3 separate regions of the Homo sapiens genome follow, and regions 2 and 3 are each linked to region 1. Evidence: chromatin contacts called from ENCODE Hi-C or POLR2A ChIA-PET data. All regions are on one chromosome and are shown on one strand. The core of a region is the stretch at or near the end of the contact, and the rest is flanking DNA. Distances in the headings are between cores, read along the strand shown.

Region 1 (4,009 bases), core at 1,097-3,596:
CATGTCCTAGAAACTCCCCTATGCTATATAAGAAGACTCATAGTATAGAATGGCATGAAGCATGGCCAACAGTTTTAATCACAGTTCATTTCCATTGCTTGTGGCAAACTCCCATGGCTCCCAAAAAGCTGATTTCTGAGGCTTGGGACCCCATAACCTAAGACTACCCAACCCACCTAGACTCAAACACAACATATTCCCTGCCTTATTCTAGGGTTGAATGTTCTTTCCTCCTATCTGGAAGCCTTCCTTTTCTTGCTGTCTGTGTTTGTGAATTTGAAGTTCCTGGGTTCCTTAACATCCCTACATCTCTGCCTGTCCTTTTATTTTTTTTATTGTGGCAGAACTTATGAATCATCTCCCTCCAACAGACATGATATTTTCTATTCGCCATCCCCCTCTCCTATAGACTCAACTACATGCCTTTCTCTCCCATCTCTATCCATAGTCTTTATCTCTGCTGCTGGTGGACTCCTGAGAGGGCTTCTTGGGGAATATGGGGCCCCAAAAATGAGTGAATGGCTTCTGTAGGTCAGCAAAAAGGATCTGAAAATGAGCCTACACCTGTGACTATTTCCAAAGGATTTTTATCAGCTTGCTCTGCAACTGATCTCAACTGCCCTCTGTGAATATGAGCATTTAATCCACACAACATGTAAAGCTAATTCTCAGCTCCTTTTTGCCAACCTACAGTTGCTATTCACTTATCTCTGGGACCCTATAGTCCCCCCAAAAGCCCTCTCAGGTGTCTACATGCAACAGAGTGCCCATATTCTGGCAAGAACCCATAAATCTATGCGAGACAGAATCATTAGAAACTTTAAAACTTGAGTTTTTGGAATGGAAAAAAAGCATGTAGTGGATGGATGAAAACATTATCGTAGCAAAGAAGATGTTGTAATGCAGAGACCTGGGTTTAAGCCTTAGTTCTGTCATTTATCAACTATGTGACCCTGGGCAAGTGATCACCTCTGAGACTCAGTTTTCCTTGCTGTAAAATGAGCTCAATTACAAGCCCAACTTCATAAGATCGTTTTATCTCATTTAACCCACACAACATGTAAAGCTTTTAGAACAATATCAGTAAGTATTAGGTGTTATTATAACTACTACCAACCTGAAGATTTTTTTCAGGCAAAACATTTTCAGTTTTCTCAATTTTGTTATTATAGGGCACAGTTTTGAGCACGTCCTACTTTCCATAGCCCAATCACTCCCTTCTGAAAACATTAAAGTTTGTTTTTATCCCTCTATCTTTTAAAAAATGTGTTGTACAGGACCTGACCCAGCACCAGGTGGGTTCTGACCTACAAAGAGTAAAGGGGGAACTTTGCCTCCTCTTTCTCAACATCTTATACGTTAGTTGGTTCCATTAGGACAATTTATCTACTTTTTGTACGCTCACCATCCCGTTGACTCACAGAGCTCACTTTGACTCACCCCCTGGGTGTTTTTTCACATATCCTTCTTTCACATATTCCCCTTCCTGTGTTCATATAGATGGTTTTCTCTGTTTGGTGGGGGAGGAGGGAGAGAGAGAATGTTTATCATGTTTATTCAGCTTATCTCTCCAACCTATTAAGATTCTGCAGGATTCTAATTTTGTGATTCATTATATTTATCCTTCTATCCTCATGCCATCTCAGATATGATCATCTTGCCTGATTCATTACTATAAGAGTGATTCATGAAATTCATAGCAAGATCACAGCTCAACAGAGACCCCACATTCCCCAAGCCTTGTCTGAAGTCCAGGAGCTGCTAAAACACAGAGAATTAGCTTCTGGTCCTCCTCTGGCCCCAGCTGCATGGCTCTGAACAACTCATTTTTATTCTCTGGGCTTATATGTCCTCCTCTGTGATATGAGGACATTGGGTAAAGTGATCTCTAAGAATCTTCAAACTCTGCTCTTCAGATTCTCTGATTCAAAGCCTGCAGTCTCTGAAGTACCAAGAGAATGGGAACTCAGAGAAGCTAAGCTCTTCCTGGCCTCAAATCATACATATCTGTGACATAGTCTCAGACAGTCTGATGGTGGAAGAGGACAGCACTGGCACTGGAGTCCCACAGTTAGCAAGAGTCAACTGGAGCCCTGACACCTGTTCCCTGGCCCTCCTCCATCAAAAAGGTCTAGGGCCATGAATGACAAGAAAATTGTGTTAAAAAGGAGAGTGGCCCTGAATCAAAAGGTGGGAAGTAATGAGATGTAAATCGGGGTCTTTTAGGTAATAGCTGACAACTGGGGTAGGAATGGGGGTTCTGAGCCCAGTGCTGGCTGCCGGGCTGTTTATCTCTGAGTCACATCAGCACCAAGCCACAGCAGCCACCTGCCCTAGCTCCATCTCTTACAGTCACAACAGGATGTGGTTTGACATTTACTGGGTCCTGCATCTGGGGTGCCTGTGAAAGTTGCTCCCTCCACCCACCCACCTTCAGAGCATCATGAGAACCACACTCACCGCATCCGGCACCCAACCCCCTCCTATGCTGCTCTTTCTACCTGGGCCCCTGGTTAGCATCCTGGCAGTAGAAATAGAACTTCAGAGGGGAGGGGCAGGGTCTCTAGAGGGGAATCTAGGTATCCCAGATCCATGTGCAGGCCTCCCCTCCCCCAACACATCTTTACACCTGCTGGAGGTTATGCACAAGATCAAAGGCCACAGTGGGCACCATGAAGATAGTGGAGAATGAAAAACAGCTGCAATAACTGCTCTGACCCAGTTGGGATCCCTTCTGGTCCCACATCACTCAGGCAACTCTCTCTTCCCACCTGCCCCCCAAACTCCCTTCCACCTCCCTCCACATGTATCCTCCCACTTCCTTCCACTCATGTAATGAGAGGTGCTGATGAGTCACAGGAGAGGTAGCCCTAGATAACCAACAGACTGCAAAACGGACAGTCCCTGGATGTCTGAGCCAGTGTTTGTGCACTGCATTGACTGGCTCCTCGTAGTTTTTTCCTGTAGTTGCTAAAGCCTGTAAGGTCTGTGTGATGAATATTTTCTAACACATCTTAGAAGAACATAATGCAAGACAGAATGAAAAACTAGAGAGGCAGAAACCCCCAAAGTAAGTAGTGGGAAATTACCAGGTATATAATAGGTCAAGCCTGCTCTGCAGGAGCTCAAGGGATTGTAGCATTCTTATCCCAAACCACTGAATCCTGGGCAAAAATAAGAAGTCGCCTAATTTTAGTATTACCAGCTTCCCAACCCCGGGCATTCTTCATCTTACTCAAGCTGTCCAGAGGCCCCAGGGTGACTCCCTATAAGTCCCATGGGTGGCTGAGATCTATTTAGAGGCACAAGGGTATCTCCTTATAAGTCCCATGGGTGGCTGAGATCTATGAGAAGCATCTTGGGGAGAGTGCCTCTGGCCACCAGCATGTGGCCCTGAATCTTCCATGTGCAACTGGCCAGGGAAGGAGATATATGGAAATAGTCATCCTGCACATCTGCAAAATCAGATGCAAATCCTGGAAGCTCTCCTAGAAAAGAGACAGCCTCATCTGATTAAAGGGGCAAGTGAGTTTGATGAATTATTGGCAAGAGACAGCATGTCTGAACAGGATCGGTCATCCTAAACTGCTTTCCTTTGTCCCCTGGAATTATAATGACTGTGGATTTCTGAGTCCTAGATGGTATGGAAACAGTTATGGGAATGAACAGTCTTGCATGAATAAGAGCAGATAACATGGAGGATGTTAATTTGTTCTGCTGAATTTAGGTGGCTTTCAAGCCTCTCCTTCAATGCTCACCTGTCTCTAGGATGCTCTGTGCAATGATCAGGACTTTTTTTCTTCAGATTCTCTAAAACTTACAATATTCACATAGACCTGCACATTTCTACACAAACTGACTCTCCTGCTTGCAATGTCATTTTGCTTATATAACTATTAGCCTCCTAAAGAGCTAAACTTAGCTACAATTTTATGTCCTTTGTGAAGTTTTCCAGAATTTTTGCAGTATATTACAGGAAGGAAAAATCTGCCTCAAGTCTCTACTAATT
Region 2 (3,891 bases), core at 172-2,671, 1.1 Mb after region 1:
AGTAGAAACAATCCAATGTCCATCAGCAGTAGAATGGATAAATTATGTACATTTACACCTTAAATGACGAAAACGAAAATGGAAGGAAGCATGAAAGATGAATCTATAAAACTTAAGAATACGTACAGGATAATGTCATTAATATAATGTCATTATAATGAGAAAGCCAATACATATGTTTTAGGAATACACACACAAATATGGTAAAACTAAAAAGAAAAGCAAGGGATTCATTAAATTAAGACAAAAATCACGAAAGATGTCACATCTCAGAGAATGGAGGAGAATGGACCATGGGCATCAGTTGGGACTCATGGGCTTCTAAGGTACTGTGACGCCCTATTTCTTGACCCAAGGAGATGGTCAGGCATTCGTTTCATTATTTTTTAGACCATTCTGAGATATTTCATTTACTTTTTATTCAACATTTTAAAACAAAGTATTGAAACCAATTCATCAACAAATCACTAGTTTGGAGGATGAAAGTGATGGACCGATGGTTGGCTGGTCAGCTAGACAGACACATTCTGTCCTTTACGTCTAGTTCGAGCTGTACTTCTTCTAAATTTCCATGATTATCCAATTGGCAAAGATCTTTTTCTCCTGTACTTAAGGCCTTCTTCCGTTGCAGGTTGGGCCAAACTAGCGGCCAGCTCTCGGCTGTTTACCAGGGAACTGTATCACCCAGCACTTGCTGCTTCAGGCCAAATGCATTCCAGACTAACATTCAGCCTGAATCCCCGCGCCGCTCTCACCGCCACCCCTCCCCAGGTCCCTTCCCCCACCACAAACCCACACTGCGCCCGTGGGCGCCTAGAGCACTGGGGTGGATGAGAACTTCCACCTGGGCTTAACGGAGACAAGCTAGCCTAGAAGAATGCAAGCCCCCAGCTGGCGAGATCAAATCGCCTCGAGGGTTCCTGCTAGCTCAGATCTTAATGGCTCCTTGCGGAGCAAAAAACAAATCCTACGAAAATAGGGGGGGTCATCGCCTCCTGCCCAGCAGAGGGCATAACAATGCGGCGAGAATGAAATAGGCACCGAGCTGCAGAGAAAAATCATCAACGGGGTAGAGACGAAGGAAGGGATCCTCGGTGGAACGGCTCTATCACCTGGGGGCGCGCGCAGAGGCCGCAATCCACGCCCGGCCCTCCCCAGACGCTAAACGTCGCACCCCGCCCACCGCTCCCCGCCCCGGACACTAACCCGGGGCCCAGGCCTCGGTCACCGCGGGCCTCTCCTGGTCCAGAGTCTACGCTGAACCCCACTCACTGTTTGCCCCGCTGTTCCCTGCAGCGCGGGTTCGGGGCAGTAGCAACCTGCTAGGAGCGGGAGGCGGTTGTTCCCAGGAGGAAGCAGCTTCTCCGCCCAGGAGGCAAAGGGCAGCGGGCTCGAAACTACAGGACTTGGAAAGTCTTAGGCGGAGACTGCGGGGGTGGGGGGTGGTGAGGAGGGGCCTTCCAGGGAGCTGATTGGTCGACGCGGACGGGGGCGGGACTTGGCCGGCGCCGTCCCTCCCCTAGACCTCAGAGGCCCTGCCCGCAGATGTGGCGCCAAATCCCGGATGCAGGCCTAGGCGCCAGCCCAGGAATATAGGGAGCAAATTGTTAAGAACAAAACAAAACAAAACAAAAGTGAGAATACTTCTGAACAAGTGACGGCCTTGATAAATAGCGAGAGATGTTTATATAAAATAATACAGGACTATTTTTAAGGACGAGTGAAATCTATCGGTTCTAGCTATAGTTTTTAATTAAAAAAGCAAGTTGTATTAAAATGGAGAGTAGGATCTCTCTTTCCCCCTCCCCTCCCCTCCCCTCCCCTCCCCTCCCCTCCCCTCCCCTCCAGGGGGAGGGTCTGCTTCTGCCACCCAGGCTGGAGTGCAGTGGTGCCATCACAGCTCACTGCAGCTTCAACCTCCCAGGCTCAAGCGATCCTTCCACCTCAGAGGCTGGGACCACAAGTGCGCCGCCACCACGCCCAGCTAACTTTTTGATTTTTTGTTAGAGACAGGGTTTTACTTTGTTGCCCAGGCTGGTCTCGAACGCCAGGGCTCAAGTGATCCTCCCGCCTCGGCCTCCCAAAGTGCTGGGATCACAGGCCTGAGCCACTGCATCAGCTTTAGCATTACATTCGTGTATGAAGAAGACATGCTGCATGTGCTTCTATAAGAGGCGGGGCTAACGGTGGAGAAATTGTCTATTGATTCTTACCTTCACAACCACTGAATTGTTTTTTTTTAAACCAATACATTGTTTTTATAAGTTTAATAAAACAGTAAGGCGTTGAGAATGTTACTAACCAATCAACAGATGACAGATATTGGGCATGAGGGAGGAAAGAAAGAAAGGAGTAGCAGGGAAAAAGCCTGGACTTTGAAGCCACCACATCCTCTGCTTACAAGTTGGGCAGTGTATTCATTGCTAAGGCTGCTGTGATAAATTTTCACACATTTAGTGGCTTAAAACAACACAGATTTACTACTATCTTCCAGGACTGTAGGTCCTGGAAGTCCAGCACAGGTCTCACTGGGCTATCATCCAGGTGTAGGCAGGGATGTGTTTCTCTTTGCAGGATCTAGGGACAAATCTATTTTCCTTGCTTTTTCCAGCTTCCAGAGGCTCCCGCATTCCCTGGCTTGCAGCCCTTTCCTTCATCTTCAAAGTCAGCAATCTCATGGCTCCAGCCTCTGCTTCTGTGTCACATCTCCTTCTTTGAGTCTCCTGCTTCCTTCTTTCACTTAGAAGGACCTTGTGATTACATTGTGCCTATCCAGATAATCTAGATAATTTCCCATCTCAAGGTCAGCTAATTAGCAGCCTTCATTCTGTCTGCAACCTTAATTCTCCCTTGCCATGTAGCATTGCGTATCACAAATTCTGGGAATTAGGATCTGGACATCTGTATTAATCCATTTTCACACTGCAGATAAAGACATTCCCCAGACTGGGCAATTTACAAAAGAAAGAGGTTTAATTGGACTCACAGTTTCACGTGGTTGGGGAGGCCTCACAATCATGGCAGAAGGCAAGGAGAAGCAAGTCACATCTTATGTGGATGGCGGCAGGCAAAGAGACAGCTTGTTCAGGGAAACTGCCGTTTTTAAAACCATCGGATCTCCTGCGACCTCTCCACTATCATGAGAACGGTTGGGGAAAGACCCACCCCCATGATTCAATCATCTCCCACCAGATCCCTCCCATAACACGTGGGAATTATGGGAGCTGCAAGATGAGATTTGGGTGGGGGCACATAGCCAAACCATATCAACATCTTTAGGGAGCTATTTTTCTGCCTATCACAGAGGGCTTGTTAACTTCTATCTTAGTGTTTTCATCTGTAACATTGGGGATAATAATTGTCTCTACTTCATGGAATTTTTATGAAGATTAAATGACTTAATACAGATAAAGCTCTTAAAGCAGTGTCTGGCACATGGAAAACCCTATGTGAATGTTCACCATTACCAGAGAATGGACAGATCCTTCCAGACTTCTTCCATGATTTCCTTGGCCCTTGTCTCCTTTGCTCTTCAAATCTCCAAGTTGTGTGTTCTCTCCTCATTTCCCTGCAAATCTAGTCTCCCCTCAAAACTACATAGGCCTAGCCTGAGATTGGAGGGCAGACATGGATGGGACTTTACTTCTAAGAGATTTCTAGAAGTGAATGCACCCAGCTACTAGCACAGAGGCATAGTTTATGACTACTATGGTGAAAGGAAAAACCAGCGTCTGGATGTGTTTGTGCGGTTAAATGGGGTGTCTGGGGGGAAACTGTGGGGGCAGGTGGGTGTTTGGGGATTGTAGACTGAGTGTGTCTGAAAGACCAGGATTGCTTGCAGTTACCTCTCTTTCTCATTCTCTCATTTCTCATTCTCTCTGCCAAGACAGC
Region 3 (3,935 bases), core at 351-2,850, 1.9 Mb before region 1:
TTATTATACCATATCTTATTTGTAAAGCATAATAAAGTATTATTTTCTGTAATAAAATACCAAATATTTGTAATAAATTTTATGTAATAAAAAAACGTAAATAATTTGACACAGTGCTAAGAGGCTGACTAATGCAAAAACAGGCTGAGAGAAGCAAGGACTGGAGAGGAAAAAGGAAAAGGAAAAAAATAGGACAAAAAGGAGGACAACACTAAGAAATCAATCAGACCTATAAAAATGGGTAGGAATAAAGAGGTGTGAATGCACAATGGACGACTAGCCAAAAAGTGCCAGTAGTGCAAGCGCGAAAAGAGCCAAGTGAAACCTGATGGAATCTTGACAGCTTCTGGGCTCAGAAAACAAGTAGCTCCAAAGTGTCCAGGAGGATTTGTGAAGATAACAACAGACAACAATGTTAGGGAGTGGTGAGATCAAGTACAGAGCCTCAAGAGGACCAGGGTAAGAGAAGTGCAAAAATGCTCTTAAGTGGGAGCTGGGGTTAGAAGGCAGGCAGGTCCGACAACTGGAAAATGAGCGGGCGGTAGATGGGAATAGAATGGGGGTTACCAATCAGCGACAGAGCGCTGACAAACATTAGGAACAGAGGACCAGAGACCAGAAAAGGCATCGGAAACTGCGATTTAGGATTGAAAAAGTAAAGACTAAATCAAAATAATTTGCTGGGTAAAACAGGTGAAGAGAAATCCCCAAATAGAAAAGTGAAAAAGGGCAGCGGACTGAGAAGGGGGGCAGTCCGGGAGAGGAGAGAGGAAATGATGAGCCCCATCATCCCCACGACCATGTAAGAATTACACGCGACAGTAACTCGGGCTGTTGTCTCAGCCCCAGCAACTAACCTATATCCTCCACGTCGAGGCCGCCGCCGCCCCCACCCCACAGAGATGCAGAGCTGGATACTTCAGCCAATCGTGACCTTCTCGGACCAACCCTGAGTTTCGCCCCCTATTGATAGCCTCCCGCTCAACCACCGCTGCCCCAATCCCCACATCTGGGGTGGGGGCCAGGGAAACCCCCCGGGCCATTGTGTGTGTTTACGTAGGAAGGCGCTGCATGACGGAGAGGGACACGGGGGCGATGCCCACCTCCCAGCCCGCGGAGCTGGCCCGAGAAGGTGGCTGAGGGCATCAAGCCCCCACCGCCGCCTCTTTCCAAAATAAACACCAGCCAGCCGCCGAGCCCGGAGTCGGGAGGGCGGCAGGGTGGCGCCAGCACTCACCTCCTCCGGAATGGCAGGGTCCGCAGCCGAAGAGGCCGCGGCGCCGGCGCCGGCGCCGGCCTCGGGCTCCATGTCCCCGTTGAACAGAGCCTGGCCCGGCTCCGCGCCGCCACCACCGCCACCGCTCAGCGCCGCCATCTTATAACCGAGAGCCGGGGCCCGAGCGGCCGCTGTCGGGCGGGGAGGGGGAAGGGAGGCGGAGAGCTGGGGGAGGCGGAGGCGGAGGCGGAGGCGGAGGAGCGGGGGGCGCGGGGGGCGCGGGGAGGAGCGGCCCGGGCGGCGCCGCGGGCGGAGGGCGCCTGGGCCACCTCAGGTACCGGCCCGCGGCCCCGGGCGCAGCCGAGCCTGAGGGGATTGGGGGAAGGACGCTAGGCGGGGGTGCGGGGGGGAGCGGGGGAAGGGGGCGGAGACGACGAGAAGTCGCCGCGGCAACGGCGTCACCCGCGTGTCACGGTCGTGACGTCACCCCGGTGCGTGACGTAATCTGAGGCGCGCCTTCGCGCCGTCGTCCGGGGAGGGTTTTTTCCCTTCTAACCACCCGCGCTCTCACACTTTGCCTCCGCTCCGCCGTTTCCATGGCTCCGGTTTCCTACTTTCCTCTTGTCTCCTCCGTCCTCAGCCTGTTCTGTAATGTGGGATTTACTAGAAGAGCAGGGCTGGTGTTCGAGGAGGAGAAGTTGAAATCCTAGAGGGAGGAAGGCGGGGAAGCCAATACTACTTGCTATTTCCACTGCAATGAACGTCTCTGTGTCATCAAAATAAGAACTTCAACCCCAAGGTTGAAACAGCCAAGCAGAATTTGATGGAAATATATTTAGGAACAGCTAAATTAGCAGTGCGACGCGTGTTTTCTTTTCATTGAAGAATTCAGCCAGTTAAAACGAGTCTAAATGGAAGTCTGAAAGCTTTTTCTTCATTGTTGAGGAATAAAATATTTCGTGTATTTTTCGTTTTCCAGATTCATTCATTTAACAAATATCAGTTGAGCACTTTCCATGCCGTAGGGCCTGTACAAGGCACATAGCATTCTAGACATCTGAAGCATCAAAACTAATCATTTTTATTTTGAAGAAAATCACTCAAAATATTTTATGTACTTTGTGCCTTTCATGAACAGAATATTCCAAGCATTCTCTGCAAAATACGCATGAAAACAATTGGGAGAGAAGAGGTCAATTATCTTTGAGAAGCCCAATTACAGAATGAAATTCAATTCATTATTAAAAATACATGGATCTAATAAAGAATAAATAATTGGAAAAGAAAAGTTTAAGGAAGAGAGAAACGGGAATGAGAAACAATTACTGTGGGCTCCCAATGGCCTGGAGTGAATCACCAAAGTAACCTAAACATGAAGTCATGAAAAACTAAGTGGATTCTGCCTTTTAGTACTTCCCATCATGGGGGAAGTCACCAGCGACCTCCTTACTGTATTTTGGATGATTCAAGAAATAGAAAGGTGTCCTACTGACTTCTGAAACAGGGTGTCTTCATATTGATTAGGGTCACCGTAAGCCTGGGAGCTGATGCTTACTCTCAGGTAAAGGATGCTGTGTGAGGCTGCTTGATGAATGAGAATACTAACATTCTTCTGCATTGAAAAAATATAACCTATAAGATGAACATTGTAGGCCGGGCGCAGTGGCTCACGCCTGTAATCCCAACACTTTGGGAGTCTGAGGCGGATGGATCACCTGAGGCCAGGAGTTTGAGACCAGCCTGGCCAACGTAGTGAAACCTCATCTCTATTAAAAGTACAAAAAATTAGCCTGGTGTGGTGGTGCACACTTGTAATCCCAGCTACTCAGGAGCCTGAGGCAGGAGAATCATTTGAACCTGGGAGGCAGAGGTTGCAGTGAGCCGAGATTGCACCACTGAACTCCAGCCTGGGCAACAGAGCCAGACTCTGTCTCCAAAAAAAAAAAAACATGAACATGGTATGCTTTGTTAACTTCATTGTACATTCTCCTCCAAGTAGGAAAGTTTCTATGAGGAAATAAATTTAAATCAAAAAGTGGCTTGGCAAATGTAGAGTAAATGATCACAAGGGATGATGTCATCAAGCTAAACTAATCTGAAGCACCCTTTACTATAAGGACATACTTAGAAGCAGACTGAAATAGCACCATTAGCCAGTCATGGCACCTTTTCCCCTTTCATCACCCTTTCATCACCCTTTCATCAGAAACACAACTGGCAAGATTTTTGTTAATTCTCTAACTGTCCTATTTCATTTTTAAAAAATTAGCTGCTAAAAATGTTATATCATTATAACACTTCCTTATAACATTAAAAGTTTTAAAGGCTTTTATCCTCACATTGGTTCCATTTTGAATTCTAGCCTTATTTGTCAGTATCAGTCTGTAGTTCAGATCTTCCATGATTATTTCTCCACAGGATGACTGGTCTCATCCATTTAATATTGATTCTTCTTAGCGTTCTACTCATTTGACATTTTCTGACCTTGCCTTAAAATTCTGGATATATCCTGTTTTACTTCCTTAGGCCATTCTAAAGTCCTACAGTATCCAGATGAGAAACGAGAGAAAGCATAAGCTTTGGAGTCCAAAGATCAGGATTTTAGCGTCAGCACTCCACACCTTAGCTATACAATCTCAAAGCAGGTAAGCTTAAATCCCTGTTTGTTGTTTTGTTTTTTAATCTATAAAATGAAGGTTATAATAATGCTAGCCCAACC

The links. Hi-C counts contacts between places; a loop is a spot of excess contacts on that map. ChIA-PET counts read pairs that join two places held with the same protein, here RNA polymerase II (POLR2A). Pooled maps may share reads with other maps.
Region 2: a loop to region 1 is called in a map with no recorded cell type, with 14 times the contacts of the local background. The contact joins the promoter of TCAF1 here to the enhancer-like site in region 1. A Hi-C loop is called at or near these places in 2 of 37 single-sample maps with no recorded cell type and 7 of 50 pooled maps. POLR2A ChIA-PET finds 5 or more read pairs at or near these places in 1 of 52 experiments (OCI-LY7).
Region 3: a loop to region 1 is called in a map with no recorded cell type, with 10 times the contacts of the local background. The contact joins the promoter of BRAF here to the enhancer-like site in region 1. A Hi-C loop is called at or near these places in 2 of 37 single-sample maps with no recorded cell type and 7 of 50 pooled maps.

What each region holds. Positions count from the first base shown.
Region 1 is chr7:142,806,590-142,810,598 of GRCh38, forward strand. It overlaps TRB. Among named protein-coding and RNA genes, the nearest start is that of PRSS2, 38 kb to the left of the region's middle. RefSeq lists an enhancer at 1,800-2,999 and a cis regulatory region at 2,121-3,012. Within about 2 kb of position 2,347, at least 10 of the 41 ENCODE cell types and tissues checked have a DNase peak (open chromatin) inside an H3K27ac peak, as active enhancers do; they include OCI-LY7, where a contact is called at or near this core.
Region 2 is chr7:143,900,755-143,904,645 of GRCh38, forward strand. It overlaps TCAF1 (TRPM8 channel associated factor 1), which reads right to left and starts at 1,422. Exons shown (of 9, transcript NM_014719.3): 1 at 1,207-1,422. LOC105375549 (a long non-coding RNA gene) reads left to right here. Exons shown (of 3, transcript XR_007060574.1): 3 at 1-1,199. RefSeq lists enhancers at 390-927, 603-652 and a silencer at 1,443-1,582.
Region 3 is chr7:140,923,329-140,927,263 of GRCh38, forward strand. It overlaps BRAF (B-Raf proto-oncogene, serine/threonine kinase), which reads right to left and starts at 1,601. Exons shown (of 18, transcript NM_004333.6): 1 at 1,238-1,601. The coding sequence starts at 1,375. LOC105375536 (a long non-coding RNA gene) reads left to right here and starts at 1,764. Exons shown (of 5, transcript XR_002956518.2): 1 at 1,764-3,174; 2 at 3,743-3,861. RefSeq lists a silencer at 1,424-1,493.